Regions from separate parts of the Homo sapiens genome. Here regions 1 and 3 are each linked to region 2. A link is a loop called in an ENCODE intact Hi-C map of the cell type or tissue named here. Cell type or tissue: A673. All regions are shown on one strand. Region 1 has its middle 19 kb from the start of GADL1. Region 2 overlaps GADL1 (glutamate decarboxylase like 1). Region 3 overlaps GADL1 (glutamate decarboxylase like 1).

Region 1 (2,500 bases), 130 kb before region 2:
AAGCTTTCCTCAGGACTTCCAGTGTGCCAGGCACTGCTCTAAGGATTTTCTCTCTCACAAGTATTTTATACATCACAGTAACCAATAAATATGAGTTTCTACATATTTATCCCCATTTTTCAGATGAGGAATCAGCCTCAGAAAATATCTTGCCTAAGGGCATGTGGTTAGTCTGTGGCAGGCCTATGTGTAGTACACAGCATAATCACTTTCCAGCTGCTTAAATTCAGAGCACCAACATAAACTTGTTCAATTCTAGCCTGCTTTAATGCTTTTGTATAAAACACCTGAGAAGCCAAGGCAGCCTGGAGGCAAATGCCATAAAGCAAACCACCATTGGAGCAAGAAAGGAGGTTGTTGGAAGTCACCACTAAAAACAAAAAAATCATCCCTTCCTAAGGGATGCTCAAAGAGAATCCCTTAGGGAGGCACACAACTCTCTGTGATGAGCCATGCTTATACCTCTCCCTTGGCTTAGTCTCTTGTCTCAGCATTTGCCCTTCATTCTGCTTTAGGCCAGCAATTCTCAAACCTGGCTGCACATTCAAATCACCTGGGGCTGGGCATGGTGGTTCATACCTGTAATCTCAGCACTTTGGGAAGCTGAGGTGGGAGGATCATTTGAGGCCAGTAGTTTGATACCAGCCTGGGCAACAAAATGAGATTGTCTTTATGAAAAAATAAAAAAAGTTAGCGGGGCAAGGTAGAATGTGCCTGTGGTCCCAGCTACTCAGGATGCTGAGGCAGGAGGATTGCTTGAGAGCCCGGGAGGTCAACGCTGCAGCGAGCCGTGTTCACATCACTGTGCTCCAGCCTCAGCAACAGAGTGAGACCCTATCTCAAAAAACAACAACAAAAAAGAATCACCTGCAAGTTTTTTTAAAAATAATCCCAATTTTTGGCCGGGCGCGGTGGCTCACGCCTGTAATCCCAGCACTTTGGGAGGTCGAGGCAGGCAGATCACGAGGTCAGGAGATCAAGACCATTCTGGCTAACACGGTGAAACCCCGTCTCTACTAAAAATACAAAAAATTAGCCGGGCGTGGTAGCGGGCGCCTGTAGTCCCAGCTACTCGGGAGGCTGACGGAGGAGAATGGCGTGAACCTGGGAGGCGGAGCTTGCAGTGAGCCGAGATCATGCCACTGCACTCCAGCCTGGGCAAGTGAGATTCCCTCTCAAAAAAAAAAAATAAATAAATAAATAAAATAAAATAAAAATCCCAATTTTTAAAAACTCACCCCAGACCAATTAAACCAGAATATCTGAGGTAGAACTGAGTCATCTGTATTTAATCATTCTCCCTAGTCCCAGGGGAATCAAATGTGTAGCTAAATGGAATAACCAGTGCTCTAGTCATCAAGAAAAATTCGTATTTCACCAAAAACACCAAGATATCTAATATTACTGTCTTTTGCATTTCCTTAGCAAATTTAACTTTATATCGCCCTACTTCAAGGACACACAGCACCTCCCAATGCTTGTCATACCTCCGTTGTAGCAGCATTCAAAACAGTATTTCTCTAGCTTACTTAACTGGTCATTTCCTGCCATCGCCCATCATCACCATGAATTGTAATCCCCTCGAGAGCAGGGAATGTATTTTACTTAATTCTTATCACAGTGCCTGGGACCTAGTACAGTCTCGACAACTGTTTGTTGCCTGATAAATGAATGAATAAATAAATGAATAGATGGATGGAAGAATGAATACATGAATGGATTTTAAAAGCTGCCACTTGCAGTGGTATTTCTAGAGCTGGGAATAGGGGCATATTCTTGCTCTGTGAGACTGTATGAAGAATGTTAGAACTGCTCATATGCATATATTAGTACTTCTTCCTATCCTTAAAGAAAAAAAAAATCCTGGTCAATTTCTTCACTCCTATTTAGGTAAATTGTCAGGTAAATTGTCTGAATAATAACCCCCACAGATGTTCACGTCAGAATCTCTGAAACTTGTGAATGTTTCCTTATTTGGCAAAAGGGACTTTGCAGATGTGATCATCCTAAAATATTAAAATGGGAAAATTATCCTAGATCATCTGGATGTACCCTCAATGTAATCACAATGACCTTATAAGGAGGCAGCAGTGGGAGATGTGACTGCAGAGACAGATGAAGGCAATCTGAGGACTGAAGCAAGGTGCTAAGCTGCTAGCTTTGAAGATAGAGGGAGGGGCTATGAGCCAAGGAATTCAGGGATGCAGTTTTAGAAGTTGGAAATAGATTCTCCTCTAGCTCCTCTGGAGGGAGCACAGCCCTGCTGATAACTTGATTTTGGCCCAGTGAAACTCATTTTAAATTTCTGCCCTCCAGAAGCTGTGAGACAATAAATGTGTATTAAGTTGCCAAGTTTGTGGCAATTTTTACAGCAGTCATAGGAAACTACTACAGAGGTTGCCATGGAAAGTTTGTGCCATAAGAAGTCTAGCATATGGCCACTGGAAACCTCCTCAAACCTTTGGTGGGTGCATTTTTCTAATGTCTCCAATCCAAGCCA
Region 2 (2,500 bases):
ATACTTGGACTCCTGTAAATACCTTCCTAATTTTGTGGATTTTAGAACATAGACTAAATGTGTTCTCAGGACACCCAAGAAGTCAGACTTTCACATATGTAGGCAATTAAAATTAAGGGGTATACAAATGATTTACTCTGAAAATACTCATTAGTGCTTTGAAGTCTCTTTAAGAATTATGTAAAATACAAGCTACAGAGGCAGAGACAGGAAAAAGTCAAATATATTTTTGCAAAAATTCAAAGACTTTTTCAACTCTTAATTTTGGAAATGACCAAAGCAAAGATATTCCAAATGAAACATCAAATTTCTTCCAATGAAGTGAAGTGTCAGAAGGGCTTTATAAGCTTTCAAATGTTGTAGCACTGAAGCCATTCCATTCTAAAAGTGCTTAGTGATAGACCTTTTGCATTTTTTAGTAAGTTTCTGTTTGGGCAAAAGGAATCAGATCTAAGTCCTAACTTGTAAAATATAGAACCCATAATAGATAAAACATCGTAAACTGTTTTGTAATGTTCCTATGCAAATGAAAGGGAATAACAAATTTGGTGACATATTAGAGTCCACTCAGAAGACAAGAACTGCATGGTAAAGTGGGAAAGTGTAATATCAATAATTATTAGCAAGGGATTGGAGTAATGGAGGATTGCCTCATAGAGAATGAAAAACCTAAAAATGAACAGGAGTAGCTGATATAGAGAGCAGCCACCACACCTGGCACTGAGATAGAGCGCCCAAGGGAGAGTCCATCCCTTCCCAGGACTGAGGTCTAGACCTCTTCAGAGAGAGTATGACCTTGGCTCATGGGATAGCAGAAAAGTTTACTGAGATGTTACATTGGTGGTACTCACTAGAAATCTAGTCTGGAGTGCTGAGCTGAGGGAAGCCATCTACAGGGGCCATGCCACAACTTGGAAATCACTGCAAGCTACCTAGAAGGAGTGCCAGAGAAGTCATCCAAGGCAAGGTGCCTAGCTGGCATCTCTCTCCTTTGAAACCACCTGAGGGGAGTATGCCAGGAAAAGCCATTTATGGGCTCTCCACTTGCTGCCTGTCTGCTGTGATGCCACGTGATGCCACCTGAAAGGGGTGTACTGGGGGAAGCTACTGGGGTAGATGGGTGGGGGTGTACTTATGTTTCTGGTCACCAGTACTGCTGAAATGAACCACAGATTCTGTAGGAGACCCATGAAAGTGAGCACACCACACCAGGAAAGCATTCCTTCCTTCTCCAGTGTCTCTCCAGCACCCTCTGCTGACAAAGTCTAAGATTGGACCACATGTCATGGGAGAAATATCTGCAGAGTCCACCTACATTATTTTAGGACACTCAAAAAGGGTAGATTTCTGGCTGAGAGGCAATAAATTGATAACTGACATAACACAATCTAGTGACAGATAATTACTATATTTTTCTTCTACTTTCTAGTCAGGTATAGTTACTTCATTTGAAAAATGTGTTCACATTAAATGCTCAAAGAATTTGGGAGTTCAGTACAGTCTATCCTAGATAAATCTATTATATTAGGTTGCTGCAAAAGTCATTGTGGTTTTTGCCATTACTTTCAATACTTCAGAGATCCAGGTATAAATTGTGTAGATTTGTAAGAATGACTGTAGTCTCAATAGATGTTTGTGAAAATTGAGTTGAATTACAGTGTTTCATTTTAAACTACTTTTTATTAAGATATGAGATGATGGGTCTTTCCTCTTGATGAAATGCTTTGAAACTTTATATACTGGAGCATAATTCTGACAGTTATTGAGAACTGTTGCAACATTGGTTATTACAAACTGTTTATGGCAGAAAATGAAAATCAGTTCAAATATTGTCAGTGTGAAGCATCAAATGAGGAAGATGCATATGACACAATCTTTCCTGAATACAATTCTATATGTCTAATTTGTGAACCCCCAACATAATGTCCCAGATCTCCTAGTCATTGAGTAGTCATCGCATTTCCTATGTTTTTGTCCAGTGAGGACAAAGCCTTGTCTGCGTGACAAAGGCTGGGCTAAAGCCTGTTACAATACAGTCCCATGTTTAAGCAAGTCATGTCTGATAGAAAAACAGACTGGCAGGGAAGATAACTGGGTTATGATTACTTAGTGTAGATGAGAGTTTCTGATAGAACATAAACTGCCCGCTTCAGAATCACTTGACATGCTTCATAAAATGCCAATTCTTTAGCCTTTTCTAGGATGGACTTAGACATTGGACATTTTGAACATAGGAACCTGAGTTCCTATGAGAATCTACATTTTGAATAGGTCCCCTAGCTAATTCGCACTTTTACTGATATTCGAGAGCCGGGAGTCAAGGTGATGTTCTTTTTTCAAAAGCAGTATTGGCTAGGGTCATAGTAGTGCTGGTTAGTGAAGCCCAAGCAGGTCACGCTGTTATCATCTCACAGGTAATCAAAGCTTTTGCATTTGCCAGGTGTAGGGGCCAACTTTGGCTGCCTTAAGAAGAATTATTGGAAGCCTATGATGGTATAGC
Region 3 (2,500 bases), 110 kb before region 2:
GAGATCCTGAAGGTAACATTGAATTCGTATGTTAAATGATATCTTGTCTTAAATTCTCTTGTTGAATATCTGTTACAGACCTATACATTACGGAAGAATACCATAGGGAATCCTGTTGCAGATAAAGAATTCTTATTCTGCTCTTTATGCTTTGATATCTTTTATGATCTTGCTGTAGTACATGCAAGAGAGGTTTAAGCAATTAGTTATATCAGATTCAAATTTTCATTATATTAAAAATGAATGATTCTTCAGACTCAAATAATGTTTTTTCTCTATCACTTGAAATAATAGCACAACTTTCCATTCTTCCTGAATAGCTTTGATTCTTGTTAAAACATGTTTAAAAGAGAAGTAAAACTCTAGTTTTCATGGTGGGTCAAAAATTTGTTGTTGAAATGCTGGCTTTTATATACCATTATAAGACTGGCATGTTGTAATAAAATTGAAATCATGACATTTGGGACCAAAATTTCTGTATTTTTTTTTTACCCCACTCTAGATTTTCTCTTTTTCTCTGTGACTTTTTCATTTTTTGTTTATTTCTTATCATTTAAATGAAACCCCCAACAGGCAAAATTCATCACTGGGTGCATGGTCCCTACTATTGCTGTGCCGAACTACAAATACCATCTTATGTAACCTTCGTTAACAAGTCAATGGGGATACTATTATGATCTGCTTTTTATTTTTTTTTTTATTTTAAGGAAACCAAGTCTTGGAGAGGGTAAAGATCAGCTCTGGGCGTTAAACCCAGGGCTCTCACTCCAGAGTCCCGCACCCCTACACTCCTAACACCTAATCCCTGGCCCTGGCCTATGTTACAGAATATGGGCCAGTGACCTGGAACAGCCTCCTTTGCCTGCCTCTGCTGGGACCACAGGAAGAATGCTGGAGAAGACCCTGAGATGTGTGTGGCTTTAAGTTCCTTGAAATGACAGTAGCATTGTTTCCTCTTTGAGTGGGAAGGATGGGGAGAAAAGCTGTCAGTTTTGGGAGGTTCGCACTCATGGTAGGGCTGGATGTGGCAGTCCTGAGGAGGCAGCTCACTGCCCCTCTCTCAGGGGCATGTATATGTGCTCTGCTGTTTGGTTGCTAAGGATCAAAGCAGCTTGGCTCTGAGGGAAAAGGGCAGCATCCCAAGGGATGAACTCTCTATAACAGCCCTTCTCTTGGGGTAGGTTTACTGATTCTGTTCCTCTCAGATCATGACAGATGAATCCATTTTATAAGGCAGTACCCTGGGAGCAGGCAGACTCACCACAGCTGTTCTCTTGTTGGTAACCACAGGAAGGAAGGAAGGAAGGAAGGAAGGAAGAATGCAAAGTAAATACTCTAGCCGACAGCCTGTTCAGATTGGGTCTCTGGATACCAGATTTAACCTCTGTGAGCCTCAGTTTGTTAATTTGTAAGGTAGGGATAAAAATATCTACTGTTTAGGATTATCATGAAGATTAGGAATAATATGCACAATGCATGGCAGGTAGTAGGTTATAGACTTATTATGTTCAGAAAATTGTATGTGAAAGTTAATGAGGTTATTGAAATGTGTTAAGCACCATGTGATTTTACAGGAAGAGCCCATGGTGATGTTCACTCAACTCCACAATGCTACCAAGCACAATCTCATATTCACCTATTGATGAAGAATATCCACTAGCTGCATGATTACCCCACACTCTATACATTTGGTCTGCTGCTGAGTCTTTGTAATTTGGGCTTTCAGTTTTAGGAAAGAATGAGTAGTTAATTTACATATTAAAACAGGAGAATGAATTAAGAGTCCAGGTGATTCATAGGGAGGCGATTTTCAGAAAGGATTTTGGTCACTGGCATAATGGAGTTACCACCACAGATGTTTCAAGATTTTTATCTCTGTTCACTGGTTTTTCTAATGTGTTTGGTAAAGGCTGTATTGCCCATATCATCATTCTTTTTTACATGCTTGTAATTCTATATATCTATTTCTTCCCTGATGTCTATGAGGGTATGGAACACATCTGTCTATTTACTGCATCCCCAGCATCTAGCAAAGTGCCTGGCACATAATAGGTACATATATTTAACATGTGTTTGTTCAGTAAACTCATACATGAATGATTTAGAGTGACAAGAATCATGACAATGCATGATTCCCGAAATCTTAAGTTCTTTTCATTTTTGCATTTAAATCTTAAGTTTATATTCACCTTTGCCTCCTTGAAGCTGTTTGTAATAGTAAAAATTAGTAACCATTTACATATCAAACAAAGAGGCATTGTTTGGAACATCTAAATATCTAATAGCTGGATGGCTAAAATAAATTATGGTAGAGTATAGAATACTATGTGAATGCATTTCATGTTTGGACAATGACTACACATTGCAAGAGGTTCTAGGTGGCTAGATAGCAAAGAATAGGTGTTGTCTCTAGGTAGATGGGATTGTGAATATTCCTTAAATTCTTTTGATTATATTTCTGATTCTTATGTAGGAATTTGCATTGCTTTTACAAGGAGGG

The links. Peaks named below come from ENCODE experiments on the same cell type or tissue, not always from the same donor. Only the 100,000 strongest peaks of a DNase experiment are listed, where the experiment ranks them.
Region 1: it touches region 2 in a loop (2.5-fold over the local background); 7 of 110 quality-filtered maps call a loop at or near these places.
Region 3: it touches region 2 in a loop (6-fold over the local background); 12 of 110 quality-filtered maps call a loop at or near these places.

The regions. Positions count from the first base shown.
Region 1 is chr3:30,912,197-30,914,696 of GRCh38, reverse strand. No RefSeq gene overlaps it. Among named protein-coding and RNA genes, the nearest start is that of GADL1, 19 kb to the right of the region's middle. In A673, no CTCF peak of the experiment used is centred here; a DNase peak (open chromatin) is centred at 1,546.
Region 2 is chr3:30,778,629-30,781,128 of GRCh38, reverse strand. All of the region lies in intron 13 of GADL1 (glutamate decarboxylase like 1), which reads left to right. Among named protein-coding and RNA genes, the nearest start is that of GADL1, 110 kb to the left of the region's middle. In A673, a CTCF peak has its summit at 1,252 (motif pointing left); a DNase peak (open chromatin) is centred at 1,228.
Region 3 is chr3:30,889,851-30,892,350 of GRCh38, reverse strand. All of the region lies in intron 1 of GADL1 (glutamate decarboxylase like 1), which reads left to right. Among named protein-coding and RNA genes, the nearest start is that of GADL1, 3.6 kb to the left of the region's middle. In A673, no CTCF peak of the experiment used is centred here; a DNase peak (open chromatin) is centred at 1,260; H3K4me3 peaks cover 985 bases; H3K27ac peaks cover 2,500 bases.